Linked DNA regions of Mus musculus: region 1 is linked to region 2. Evidence: chromatin contacts called from ENCODE Hi-C or POLR2A ChIA-PET data. All regions are on one chromosome and are shown on one strand. Each heading gives the region's core, a stretch centred on a gene start or an enhancer-like site at or near the end of the contact. The rest is flanking DNA. Distances are from core to core; before and after follow the strand shown.

Region 1 (7,357 bases), core at 2,880-5,379, 97 kb after region 2:
GGTAAATTAGAAGTCGCCACAGCAGTGAGAAGAGACTAGCCCTTGCCTTGTCTGTGAGGGGCAAAGGCTCCTAAAGGAAGAAATCTTCCCCTAAGAGCCAAATGACTGCTCCAGTCTGCAAGAACTGGACAGGGACAGTGATGTGTGTTTGTCAGGGGCTGTGGAAAGAGTGTGTGAAGCTCTTCTGAGTTAGTGGCAGGCAGGAGGGCCCCATAACCTTCACTATAGCTAGCTGCCTTGTGCCCTTCTGGCAAGGCGTGTCTATCGCATCTGTGCTGAGAATGGCCTGCTCATAGGTAATATCACACTGGCCACCTCCTGTCATGATCAGAGGAGACTTTGTGATGTCATCTGACCTTGATTCTAACCAGTCACCTCCCGTCTGCACAAATAGAGGTCTCAGTTCTGAGAAGCAGAGCAGCTTGACCTAAACTCAGTGCTCTGAAGGGTGGAGTTGGAAGCAAAACCTGGGACTTTCCTTTTCTAAAACACATACTCTTTGTATAATACACAAAAGGTGGCCTTTGGTTCATCATCGGGTCTGAAAATGTGACCATCAAGCAGGTGCCAGAAATTCCTCTAGGGGATAAAGATTCACCTTAGAAAAGGGTGTGATTCTTTTCCTTTGTTTCCACTCTGAGAACAGACATGGGCAAGGTCTGGAATACTGAAAACGCTTAAGACAAAAGCAAGGGAGGGGCAAGACCAACTGCTTCATAAAGTTGTTTTTACTGTTTACATTATGAATACTCTCATATTGTAAGTTCTTAGATTTCCTAAGCAAATATACTGTAAAGAAATACTTTTTTTTTTTTTAAAGTAAAGCTAAGACTCCTTGGAAGGGACAACCTTACTTTGTCAATAACACAAGAATATTTTATTAAAATATTTACTTTCCTTTTAAATTGTTTGTACATGTACATTTCTGGATGGGAGTGTGTGCATATAATACAGGTGTCTATGGAGGCCAGAAGTATTGGATATCATAGAGCTGGAGTTATAAAGGGCTGTGAGTTGCCAGAGTAGATGCTGGAAATCGAACAACGCAGCTCTTTTGGAATAGCCATCTGTGCACTACCCACTAAGCCATCTCTCTAGCCCTTTGTAGGATACTTGTGCTCTGACAAGAGAAACAAAGGAAGTGACCCAAGTCAATGAAGTTAAACATGGAGAGGCAGACACTGAAGCTCAAAATCGACAGCCTTACTTCAGGTTCTCAGAATGGACTGAGTTCACTGTAAAGAGCTACAAGTCTACATTCTTTGAGCCCGACTCACATTTTTGCTGGACACTTGTTCAGAGTTGTGGATTTTTTTTCCTACCCTCTATGACATGCCTTCATGCCCACTGAAGTGAGTTTCACCTCCTTCAAGAAACGTTTGAAATTCCCTTCAGCAGAAAGCACCCAGTCTCTCCTTCTCAGACCTCGTGGTGAGATCTCTGTAAGTAATTACTCATGTCAATCTTGTCCTTTGGGTAATTAGTCTTTCATCTCTTTCTCCTTCAACATCCCCCTCACCCAGCAAATCACAACTTCTCAAGAATTCTAGCTCAGTATGTCGTCTCTCCAGTGGGACCCAGTCTAGTACTCTGTACATAGTAGGAAATTAATAAATGATTAAATGACTAGTATGAAAATGTGTTTTTCCTGACTTAGGAAAATCTTTAGTGGAATTTCACCATAAATAGCCACCATAAGGAGTTCTCTTACTTCAAACTGAGCCTTTGAAGGACTGCTGTGGGCTTGATGAGTTTTCTTTGATAGGAAAAGAAATGTAACCCAAATACTCTCTCCTGCACTGGGAGGCATCGTTTCAAGAGACTGAGTCGTTCGCAGACAAACATTTGAAATTCTGTACTATGTGCTAAGCCAATTAGAGGCAATTGGATTTATGAATTTTTTATTTTTCTGATTGATTTTCTATTTAGTTTTACTGAATAAGTACTTAAATATCTTCCTATAACATTCACCCCCTTTTCTTGATTTCTAGTCCTAGAGAACCAACCGTTCAGCAATTTATGGGCCCTTCATGCATCTTTTCCCCCTTCCACTTCTTTTAAAGTAGTTTATTGAAATACTCTTCAGATAAAAACCTTGAAATCATTAAGCAGATCACTGTTCAGAATCACATTAATTCTTCTATTTTTCTCCTTAAAAAGAGATGACTGGTGGACAGCTTAGAATAGCAATGAGGTAGGGTATTTATCTATAATACCTCTTTCGTGATGAATAGCTAATTTATTCAAAAATCCCATTACTTGGAACATTTCAATCATCGTGAAATGAGGGCTGATCTGGTCCTCCTTCCCTGGGGACATCCAGTGCTGAGGTGTCCAGCTGGTCATGTTTCCTGAGTGTAAGCCCCACAAAGCTAAAAGTGTGAGCAATCACTTTTTAATTCCTAGACTAAAATAGCCTGCAGGAGCTCAGGCCTCAGCCATCATCATTTTTTTTCCCAGAGAGTTCAGCACCTGTAGAACTTCCTTTTCCTACTTAAATACTGATACAGCAGTTTTGGTTGGCTTCCCCCTGGCATTGGTTTATGGCTTTGTGCCACACCATCTTTGCTAGAAGCATATCAGAGATACAGATTCATACTCCACTCCAGAACTACTGGTTCTGGGTTTGCATTTTCATAATACTATGTGTATGGTCTGGCTGTGGTTTGAATATGTTCAACATGGGTTTTTGTGCTCTGATTTTAGCCCAGATGCCATCATGTTGGGAGGTAGTAGAGCCTAATGAGAGGAAACTAGGTGTCCAAGATTGATGGGTATAAAAGGAATGGAAGGAACTAACACTGTTCCATGAACACTGAGTCAGTTCTTGGAAGAGGTTGATGTAACAAAGCAATACTTGCCTCTCCTTGCCCTCTGGCTTTCTGTCTTGCCATGCCATCTCTCCCTCTCTCTATGATACAATGTAGCCAGGAGCTTTCTCACCAGAACTAGTGCAATATTATTTGAACTCCCAGCTATCCACACTGTGAGTTAGAGCAACCTCTCTTTTTTACAAATTACTAAGATTCAGGTGTTTTGTTATCAGAAAAAGGACTAAGTATAGCAGATTCATATACACATTACAGTTGTGAAACACTGCCACAGATTTTAGAGATGGAGAAACTGTCGCAGATCCCTCTGAGTTCACAAGTAGATGAGGCAAGAGAGAAAAAAGAAATCCTTCTTGGGAAACTTGGATAGAGATCAAGAGAAAAGTGATTAAGAGTGATGCTGAGAATGTTAGAAGGGAAGAAAAACTTCATATATTGCACTTTTGCCAAAAAATCGCTCTGGGCACCAGCCTTTCTACTTGGAGCCAAGAGAAACATCATCCAACTGTGTAATTTGAAATAGGAACTGCTGTGTTTTTTCCAACTCTACTGGGGTGGAGGGGTTGAGATCAGGAAGGCCAACCCAGCAAGGCAGGACCTCTATTTCCCTGTTCCTGACACATTGCAGTCCCACACACTCTGTTTTCTATTCAAGAGCTGGCTTGAGGAAGAATAAGCCATTTTCGCTGCTATTTTTCCCTTGATAAAATCAGTGAGTACTGGAATGGCAGCAATCAAGATATGGTGTGTGTGTGTGTGTGTGTGTGTGTGTGTGTGTGTGTGTGTGTGGTGTATTTCAGCTTTGATAGGTCAATGAGTTGGTTTCTGTTGTTGTTTGTTGTTGTTATTTTCTGTTTAATCCTCCTGACCTAACACTAGAGGCATCTGGACATCTGCAGAAGGGGAGTTGGTAAGTATGGTGCTTAGCAAAAGGCTACTGTTTCATTTTCAGAAGATGTGTCATCAGTAACCACAAGATCTGAAAATGAGACTAGACTCTGGCTTGACACGGCTCTTAACACTGTACAGCATGCGGTGCTCCTGATGGATTGCTCATCACAAAAGCTCCAGACAATGACATTGCAGTAGCAGGGACGAAACATACACAGGCGTGACTCTGCTGTGCCTTCTCTGACCCACACTTTGTCCTGAGATGCAATCAGTCAAGTGCGGACATGTAGTTGTACACACATCCTGAGCTCAAACTCTACTCTGGATAAATGCCAGTGCCCAGAGAATATATCTTTGTGATCCAGGAAATCCAGGGACCACAGCCGGACACTGTGCTGAGGTGGCGGAGCTTCCGCTTGGCCAAGCAACTGAAAAAGACAGGGCAGAATTAGAAGGGGAGTCAGGGCACAGCATGTCACTTGCCACTCCCATAGCTCTAGAGACAAGCTGCTATTAATCACTCTGACCACATCTATCAGGCTTCTCTCATTTGGTCACAGCTCACAGTCACAGCAGCACAGCCAGGGTCTCCTAATAAATCATATACAGCAGTTCTATGGTGAGGATGATGCAGGAATGAGTGTGTACCATCTTAGCTATGAATCCCTGCTGTTAAAAATGGAGCAAAGAAATATCTGCTGGTTGCCAACCAGGTTGCAGAGTTTTAATTATGCACATGTGGTCTTCCTAAATTCTCTTTTCCCCCATCTCTCTTCACATTTTCATCTAACACATACCATGGTCCTACATGGAAATTAATAATATTCCTCTTCTCAGACCAAAAGACTGAAACTCAGAGATGCTAGGACATGTACCAAAGACTATACAGGTAATGGTGAAGCTAGTATATTTTGGTTCAGAGAGGACAGAGGAAGATAGATGGTAGAAATTGGGTTAAGGTGGGAGCAAAGATGAAAAAAGAAAGACAAAACTATCACCACCACCAGCAGCAACAACAGCAAAAAAAAGGGGGGGGATGGGATGTATTGATTAGCTTTGGTCAACATCACATAAACTGGAGTCACCTGGGAAACAGGAATATGGATTGAAGAATGATTCCCATCAAAGATATGTCTGTGGCTGTTTCCTTAATTGCTAATTCGTGTGGAAGGACCCAGCCCACTATGGGTGGTGCCATCCCTAGGAAGACTGATCTGAACTGTATATGAAAAGTATCCGTGTAAGCCTTGGATAACAAACCAGTAAGCAGCATTCCTCCAGGGTTTCTGCATCAGTTGGAATCCCTCAATGACAGACTATAACCTGTAAGCTGAAATAAACCTTTCCTTCTGCAAATTTATTTTGGTTAGTACTTGTCACCCCAATGGAGAAGAAACCAAGAGTATGAGGAATAGTCCAAGCATAGAAAGCAAATTACCTTCACGGCTGAGATTCTTATGTTACAACTTTGCCACATTCAGGCTGGTGACTCCATTCCAATCATCTAACCATGGATTCTCAATTTGCAAAGCGAAGGTAGTGATCTCCAGCCAACTGCTTCATGCTTTTCAGTATGAAATGAAAACGGATGCATACAATCTCCGAAGCTGAAGATGCACAAAAAGGAGCTATTCCTAGGAGCAGATCTGGCCAGAGTGGCCAGTGGATGGACAAAGTCACAAAGTCCCTAGGTGTGTCCCTAAGTGGGACAGAAGGCTGAACAGTGAAAACCTATGAGTCTTGTGGAACTAACCACTGAAATATAGGTAACCAGGTATTTCTCAGCGTGGAGACATGAAGCCATCTTTGCGCTGAGATTCCAGAGAGCAGAAATCACTTCTGTCATATCCTGTGTAAAATAGCAACCAGTCATTTTCTACCCCTTCTGGGAGGATATTATCAACTTCAGTGCTGTACCTTAACTTCATATTAATGACTGTCTGGGAAGGAGTGAGGATCACAAATGTGCTGAATAGTCCCATGTTGAGCGGGAGGAAACAGGAGTTTGGCTCAGAATGATCACTGGAGAGATTAACAGTGAGGTAATTCAGAAACAAGGCAATCTGAGGAAATGCTGTTGTGAAATCAACTCCAGGAAGAAAAAAGCCAGAATGGAATGTGGTGTATTTGTGACAAAAGGAAATAGAGCCCATCCGGATGGTTCCTATAAGGGGCGGGGACTGAGCAGGAGTGTTGACAGATTGAGTGTCTGGAAATGAGGTTGGACTGAGCTTAATTTTGTGTAGCTGAGCAGGAAAACAACACTGCCTTTGTAAACACCAAACTTCCTAGTGTGTGCCTAAAAAGAGCTGATTTTCTTTCCCCAGTGATTGTCTACAAAATTGAGAAAATAAATAGATAGGCCCATATCCAAAGACCATCATCACTCTGGTGAGAAGGAAGCAGCCAGCCTTTCTTCTTAGGTTCCCTGGGATGGAAGACTAAAAGGCATCCCAGAAGGCATAACCACATGGAAAGCTCAGGAATTTGTGAGAAGGGTCTTTGCAAGGTGGTTCAAGTTAAAGATCTTGAGAAGAGATGATTCTGGATCAGGCAGGTAAGGCCAGAAACCACCAGAAGTAGCCTTAACAGACAAACAGGAAATTAGATGCATAGAAGATGACGCCAGGTGAAGGAGAAATGCCTAGAGCCACCAGAAAACAGAACATCACCCTCACGTATTGTTGATGATAGCTGGATTACAGACTCCCATTCTCTAGAATTTGAAGAGCAGATAGTTCTGTTTGCAATGCTACCAAATTGAAGGCTATTCACAACAGCAGAAACTGTAAACAGATACAGGTGATAATGATAAAGTCACTTGGTAGCAGAAGTCATGAGAAGTCTCCGATTACTCTCTTTGTATACAGAAAGTGCATTCCTAAGAACCAAGGCGGCAGGGCTTTTGACCTGCATCTACTCTCTAGAGGAAGGTACAGTTTCAGAACCAAAGAGGACTTACAGGACTTGTTCTTGACACAGGAGCCTGGTGAAAATAAGAAGCACTACTGAAGGTTTCAGAGAGGGGACAACCAGAGGTTTCAGTTGTATTCCCGCTGTTGACTTCATCAAGTTCCAGTGGATACTTCCAAATGGTTCCATCGTCACACAGATGACCTCGGTCAGGTTCAGTGGGTCACAAAACAAAGCAAAAAAGACATCAGTATGGATGTGCGACAGAGACACGTGAGGAGAGGTGGGGAAGCGCAGGAGAAAGAGGAGAAGAGAGATGTGAGAGGCAGAATGCTCTATATCCGTTGAGTCAATCGAGTTATCAAAGGACAAATTTAACAAAAGTTACAAAAAAGAAAGAAGAGGAAAAAAAAGTAAGGGAACAGGAGCCAGTGTAGAAGAGTGAACGCGGTATTCCTGAAGATGAAGAACTAAACACAAAAGTGTAGGTGGGCGTCCAGGATCATACTAAAACTCCAGTAGCCCTGGGAATTAAAAATCTGAGCACAGAAGATTAAGATGTGACAGGAGTCCACCAGGCTTGGATTTGGACAGTAGTCCCGCCGATCAGTTGCTCTGTCACTTGTCCAACCTAATGTTTAAAATGCAAATTACAAACCTCCCCTCATGGGCTGGCTGGTGTAAGGTCTAAGGAGCATCACAAAGCATGTGTGTCTTCCTGG
Region 2 (7,012 bases), core at 335-2,834:
GAGGAAATCTCTCTCTCTCTCTCTCTCTCTCTCTCTCTCTCTCTCTCTCTCTCTCTTTCTCTGACACACAGACACACACACAGTTGTATACTAAGGGATGTTTGTTGAGTGCTATTCTCTGAGCGTAACAGCAATCATGTTCCTCAGAACAGTGGTGACTACTTGTGACTCTCAAGATAGGATGTGCTGACTGTGGATCTTTCCTCCAGGAAGGAGAGTGACAGGAGGGTCATTGAACCCTTACTTGAGATTCTAGCTACTTCCTCTTGCACCTCTCAGACACCCCTAAGTAGGTGCTAGAGTATGCCGACTATAGAAGGGTATCAAAAGAACGGGGAATTCATGCTGCGGTGAAATTTTTAGGTGTGGTTGCTTTCAGATCTTCTGCGCTGCTGGGTGGGAAGTAACTTATAGCAAGCTCAAGAAACCTTTTGGTCCAAGACTGACTTCGGTGGAATCCTACTTTAGTTTGTTGTTGGTACCCTATCTGGGAGGGAGTGGTTATTTCCTTAGGAAAATAATCATGAAATAAGGACACTGTCACAGCATCATAGACAGTGGCAAGTTTTATCCTGAATTGGATTGCTGCTACACTGGCTATTGAGAAGGAAATGGGGTAGAAGACTTTAAGAAGTGCAATAAATAGTGTGATAGTCTTTTAGCTCAGCTCAGAGAATATCACCCAGAATGGGCACCCATTATTACAGAGATCAAGTCCTTTTAGTCAAAGGACCTTTGCCTCAGGGTGAAGAGAGTGGCTTAGAGCTACACTTTTAAACCTATTCAAGAACTGAACTCAAACAGGTCAGAGGTCTACACAAGGATGCAGACATAAGCCAGTTTCCCAATATTGCCGATAGCGTCAAGGATCTGTTTACTCACACGGGGCCTGTCTGCCACAATCCTTGTGTCTGTCACCCTTTCTCCTTCGTGGTTTTAAACTGCTCATTATGCATGGAACTTGATTGCCCAACCCTGCTTGGGGGATGAAAACATTAGCCAACAAAGAAAGAAAAACAGATAAGGAGGTCCACTTCTGGAACAAGTCAGACCGGGGAGAGATCAGGGCCAGGGGGAGCCAGAGGGAAGGAGTTCCTCGGGGGCCAGGACCTGGTCACAGCGCCCTCTCTCCGCCCAGCCCTGCGGCTCCAGGGCTGCGCGCCTTGGGAGGGAAGATGGTGAAAGCAGAAGCAGCGCCTACACCGGGAGAGCAGGGAGGAGGAGTTGGACTGAGGTTGGGCGGCTCCGAGGTCCAGGGCGAGCTTGGCCAGAGGGAGTAGAGAGCAGCGGGGCTGCGCAGGGACGCGTGCCGTGAGTTCCGGTGAGCGTGTGTGTCCCATGCTCCCGTCTTTCAGGCCGGCCCAGGACACGAAGCCGGAAGAGAGCTGGCTGGAGGGACGGGGGCCGTGAGCAGAGAGTGCAACCCGCGCAGCCCCGGGGACAGGCTGATTCTTGGCGCTCTCCGCCGGAGCCTGCCCAGGGCTGGGTGTGAGGCTGGCGTCACGTCAACGAGCAGAGGCGGCCAGGCGGGGCGGAGTGCGCGTGCGCGGGGCGGCGAGCACGCGCGCGCGCGCACCCCCGGGCAGCCTGGGCGGCCGCTCCTGCCTGTCACTGCTGCGGCGCTGCTGGTCGGTCGTTTCCCTTGAAGGCAGCAGCGGAGGCGGCGGCTGCTCCAGACACCTGCGGCGGCGACCCCCCGGCGGCGCGGAGATGTGGCCCTTGGCGGCGGCGCTGTTGCTGGGCTCCTGCTGCTGCGGTGAGTGGCTCGGGGATCCCGGCTCTCAGGCTGGTGCGCAGCACCCAGGCGCCCCCGCAGGAGTGTGGGCTGCACCCCCGCCGGCCAGGCGGCGCCCGGAGGAGAGCAGAGAGAAGAGGAGAGGGGTGGCGGGATGCGCGGGCCCTGCGCACCCGGAGCGCCACTGTGGGAGGGCCCGGCGGGGCATCGGCGCCCCTGCCTCCTCCCTCTGCTCTCCTTCCCTAGTCCCTTTCCCCCCCGGGGAGAGCGGGCTGAAGCTCCTCACTCTCCAGTGCGCACACGTAGGAAGAACTGGGAACAACCGCAACTGTGCAAAACCCCAACTGCAAAGAAAGCGAGGGGGCAGCTGCCGCCCCCCCCATCCCCTCCTCTTGCACCCCTCTCCTTTCTCAGAGCTTTCACGCAGCATTTGGGGTTGAAGGACTAGAGTGGGAGGCCCGGGCCTCTTGTGATGAAGTGCGCATTTTGGTGAAGTCGACCAGAAAGGCTTTTTGCCCTACCGCGTAAGCACTGGAGCAGAGAGAACACGGTGGACCCAAGTTTTATTTCCCACCCAGCTTTTATCGAAGCTTTTTTTTTCTTTCCCTCCCTCTGACCGCGTATTTTTGTGGTTGTTGTTTTGAATCCTCAAAACAAGCTTCCTGGAAACACTTCTCGTGACACCCCCGCTACCCCCCTCCCTTGCCAGCACTTTAATATATTCCTTATTGTAGATTAAAGTTTTTTTTTTCCCTCTTCCTTGGAGCAAACGTATTTTAAGATTTGCCCAGATATTGCCAGTGGTCTAAAGACAGTAATTGCCAGGGATGCACCTCCTCTTTTGTAAAGTATTTTGCTGTTTATGAACGCGTACCTCCTTTGTAAAAAGCCGAGGGAAGAATAGGAATTTTTGTGACCATATACCGCCCGGCAAGCTTCATATCTGCAGATTCCTCTGCGAACTTTTGGTAAGAATCGGAACAGACTTGCAGCAGGATAACAGCAAATGTTAAATTTGTCTTAGGATGGATGCTAAATTAATTGAACCTTAAACTGATGGTTAACCTCACAATGCCTTATAAAGGCCAGTGTTTGGGATCTATTTCCAAGATGCCCTTAATACCCTGCCCACCACTTCCCTCTCCCAATCATCCTGGGTGTTGTAGCTGATAATAATAAAGACCTGTGTTATCTAAATTGTTGGTATTGGATGTTTTCTGATTTTAGTCGTTTTTACTGTGCTTGTTACCATCGTTATCATTATAACACTGTTTTCAAATACCTGTTGTATAATCAGAGAGCTTTCATATTGAGCCAGATACAAATCTGTTATAAAATGCTACTGATTCAGACCATGGACAGTGAATCTTGTTTGTCTGAAGAGTGAAAAGTCTAAGCCATATATTATGTTTTTTTTTAAGCCTAATTCTCAAGTAGACTAAAAAGCAAAATTATTAGAATTGTAGTTTTGGTGATAGGAATTGTGGTAGGCCTTTGTTAGCGATAATTATGATCACATTCATTAATGCTCATTTTGTACAATGTTAGTACATTTGGTTCTATAAGGAGTTGCAAAATTCAGAACTTTCACTATTTTTATTGTGTTTGCTATTGACTAGGAAAGAAAAACAAACCCAAAATACAGGCATTATGGTTTGGGGTCGTTAGATGTTTGTAAATCAGCAATTGATAATGTTTGTCAAAGATAAGATGGACTTTTGTTTGTGTATCATATGTAGGTTCGAAAGAACACACATGAAAGCATGCTAACAGTCTCAGAACACAAGCAGTAGGGAACCTGGAGACTGGATTTAGCATCTAGCATGAGATGAAAGTCACGGATTTTTAAGGTTCATTTGTGCTGAAGTTCGATTCTGTTTTCAGTTTCATTTATAATGAAATGGGTAACCAGGGGCCATGTCCTTGTAATCTTCACAGTTTCACTGACCTCTGTGGTAAAGGGGGAGTGGGGTGGGGTTCCAACACCCTCTTCAGCCAATTACAGCGGAGTGCAGCCCCATGTAACCCTTTAGAAGATGTGGAATGAATGTCTGTATTCCTTCCCAGCATGTCCAGTTATACTTCCTTTAAAGGCATAGCAGTTTCCAGGGTAGTCACCAACTAGTAAATAAAACCTTAAATAAATAATATCAGTTGTATATGTGAACCATTAAAATTTTTTTTTGATGGTTGAGTTATTTTTCTTTGTTCAGAGTGACTTTTAAAAGTCAGGCATGCACGTGATTAAATTAAAAAATGTTTTTATTATCTAAATATAGCAGTAATTTAGCTGCTCGCATAAGAAGGTTTTCGTTTCTCCTGAAGAATAGATTGTTTTAAAGCACACGTTGCCAGTTTAAAGGAATGAACGCTTCTGTATGCGTCCTTGTTTGTGGGGCTGCATCAGCAGTCTGGAACTGCATGCTTTTGTACTGCATTAAATGTCTAAGGTGGCATACTTCTGCTGTCTTCTTGGTTTGGCAGATGGCTTATCTTCATCATGGAAGTGCTAATGAAAGTGTGGAAGGCCAAGTTCTAAAGGCAGAAGTGCCCACCCCCTCCATTGATATATGTTCTGAATACAAAGTCATCAGAATTCGTGGCTTTACTTTCAGCAGCCTTCTTTCTGTGCTCTCATGTATGGGAAGTTTTACCTGTCTTCCAGGCTTTTGCTGTCATAGCTTTTTATATCAAACACAAAAGTCTACATTTTTATAGCTTGTGCCTCAGTCTAATGAAACCCGTACCCGATTATAAAGTTACTTTCACTTTGCATATGAGTGCAGTAACTCTTTGGAAAGAATAGGAATAAGGTTGTCGATTCAATTTTGCTAAACTCAGTATAGTGCAAAAATAGGAACCAGAGCACTCAGCAGAAGTTCTCACTTCCCCAGACCAGTGGTTCCCAACCTTCCCAATGCTGCGGCCCTTTAATACAGTTCCTCGTGTTGTGGTGACCCCACAACCATAAAATTACTTTTGTTGCTACATACTAACTGTAATTATGCTGCTGTTATGAGTCATAATGTAAATATCTGATATGCAGAATATTTGATATGTGAGTCTGGGAACGGATCCTTCAAAAAGGACCATTCAATCCTGCTCCCCCCCCCCCAAAAGGGGTTGCCACCCACAGGTTGAGAACCATAGCTCTAGAAAAGACTACAGACGTGGAGTTTCCCTCTTGGTGGCTGGTTGCATGGAATTGAAACAGAAATGAAAGGCTCCGCCCTTGTCTGAATATTTCATTCCACACCCATGAAGCATTGCACAACAAGAGCTGGAATTTCTTCAAGCTTCCATCTTTAAGGTTTAGGTCAAGAGAGTCCAAGTGGAAGAAAGAAAAATTACTCTTCTTTTTCAGCAAGTGTGAGCTCAAGTTACAGCCTGGACTGGAGCACTCTACAATACTCTTAAAGGCATAGAGACACATTTCAAACTTGTGTGTCTCTTAGTAACTTACTGTGTGGTTTATTGAAGGAAAACATGTTTATCTTTCAGTGGCACTTGGTATACTTCAGTTCATGATAAGGTCATGCTTCAGGATATAACTGACTTTAGAACATCTCTAACCTCTGTAATTCTAGGTTGACTAGTTTTGTTCTTATAAGGACTCTTTAGAGCCAGCAAATGTAGCAGAATGGCTTTGAATCACACTGAATTAAGCTGTGGACTCCCCACTGGGCCCCTGACCTTTAGTTGACCATCTCCCAAGGGAAGCTTGGACCTTCCATCTTCAGACATAACTTACTTTTAGTCCCAAACCCAAGTTCTTTATGCCAGAAGCCATTCTAAGGGATTCTAGCTGTAGGGCACCTCTCTGCCAGCAGGTGTCTGCCTCAGTCACTCCAACAGCTCTTGAGGTTCCTCAAGCCATGCATGGAACATCACCCCAAGCTGATAATGGTGAGGAAGCGTTTGACTTCTCAGCTGCCCTCCCAACACTTCCAGGTTTATAGTCAGCACTTCTCACTCTCCTCCTTCAGCCTGCTCCAGAAGAACGCCATTCACTTGTCCAAGGGAATGACAGCCAGTCTACCCCTCATATCTATCACCCCGGAAACCTGCTCCCAGACTCAGCCTTGTCATGGAGATCTTGCCCTGGCCATTGACTCCTTCCCCAGAGCTTACCACTCTTACCAAGTTTTACCTCATAATTGAAAAGAAGCCCCAGAAGATCCAAACAATTCTTGCCCTTGTCCTCGCCTCCATACCCACTTGTTGAACATTTTTCTCTGCTCTCAGACTCTGTGAGGTCTTTTTAAAGCATCACTACTGCAGCCTTCTGTCACCTCCCTCCTGAGTGCAAGTTCCACGTGGTCCCACCTGGCTGATGACATCGTTATGTAGAGAGAAGCTGCTTTTCAGTCCACGGTTGGATTTTTACTGTTTGACATAAGCTTTGGAATCGCTATTGTCCACGTGAACCCTAACCCTGCCTTGGAGTCGGCCATATCACCTTGGCGGTTTGTTTTGTTTGCTTCGCTTGCTTCTCTCACTTCGTTTTCTTCCTCAACTTACTCTTTGAGAATTATTTCCATGAATATTGACGCTCCCAAGCTTTTGTTCTCTGCTGTTTGCTGTACAAGGACCCTGCGGTCAATCTTCTTTATACTGACAGTTTCAACTACCAGCGATGTTCCTGCTGATTCCTGAGTCTTTATAGCTCTGACCTTTCCTCTGAGATCCAAAGTCATATATCTGGGGATCTACTGGACATGGCCACTTCATTGTACTACTGGCGTTTTTAATGATCAGGCTGAAACATTGAAAGGATAACTTCCCTGAATCTTCAGCCTCCTTTCCATATAATTAATCTACAACCAGCTAGTTTCACAGACTATTTTAGTTTCCAATTTTCGTTTTTCCTTTTTTATCTCCCTCACCTCCCACATGTGACTTCTGTTGATTTTGCTGCTTTGATTTTTAATGCCATTTTTAGGTCTTCTTCCTCCTTGTCGTTTACCTGGACTGTTTCAGGTTCTTAATGGGTCTTTCTTCTCCACTCTTGCCCTCAAGTCCCCTTTTGTGCTGCTGTGAAATGCTGTCTTTCTTAGAGTAAACCTGAGTTGAACCTTCTATTGTCAAGTCTAAACTGCTCAGCGTGACATTCAAGGAACACTTTGCAGATTGTCTCAGCCATCTTTCCAATCTCCTTTCCTAGAGCTTACCTGAGGAGATTTCTGCTTTCGGTTATTTTTTCCCTTCTCTACATATTGTGTAGGTAGTTTAAGTAATGTGTGTGTTCTTTCCAACACGATGTCTCCTTCTAAGGCC

What was found. A loop is a pair of places that touch in the nucleus more often than their neighbours do. ChIA-PET counts read pairs that join two places held with the same protein, here RNA polymerase II (POLR2A).
Region 1: a loop to region 2 is called in a map of heart, with 2.7 times the contacts of the local background. The contact joins the enhancer-like site here to the promoter of Cd47 in region 2. A Hi-C loop is called at or near these places in 4 of 37 maps with a recorded cell type or tissue (adrenal gland and heart). POLR2A ChIA-PET finds 5 or more read pairs at or near these places in 1 of 5 experiments (Patski).

The regions. Positions count from the first base shown.
Region 1 is chr16:49,948,193-49,955,549 of GRCm38, forward strand. It overlaps Gm5486. Among named protein-coding and RNA genes, the nearest start is that of Gm19723, 4.0 kb to the right of the region's middle. Within about 2 kb of position 4,130, at least 2 of the 3 ENCODE cell types and tissues checked have a DNase peak (open chromatin) inside an H3K27ac peak, as active enhancers do; they include heart, where a contact is called at or near this core.
Region 2 is chr16:49,854,077-49,861,088 of GRCm38, forward strand. It overlaps Cd47 (CD47 antigen (Rh-related antigen, integrin-associated signal transducer)), which reads left to right and starts at 1,585. Exons shown (of 9, transcript NM_001368415.1): 1 at 1,585-1,756. The coding sequence starts at 1,711. It also overlaps Gm4633.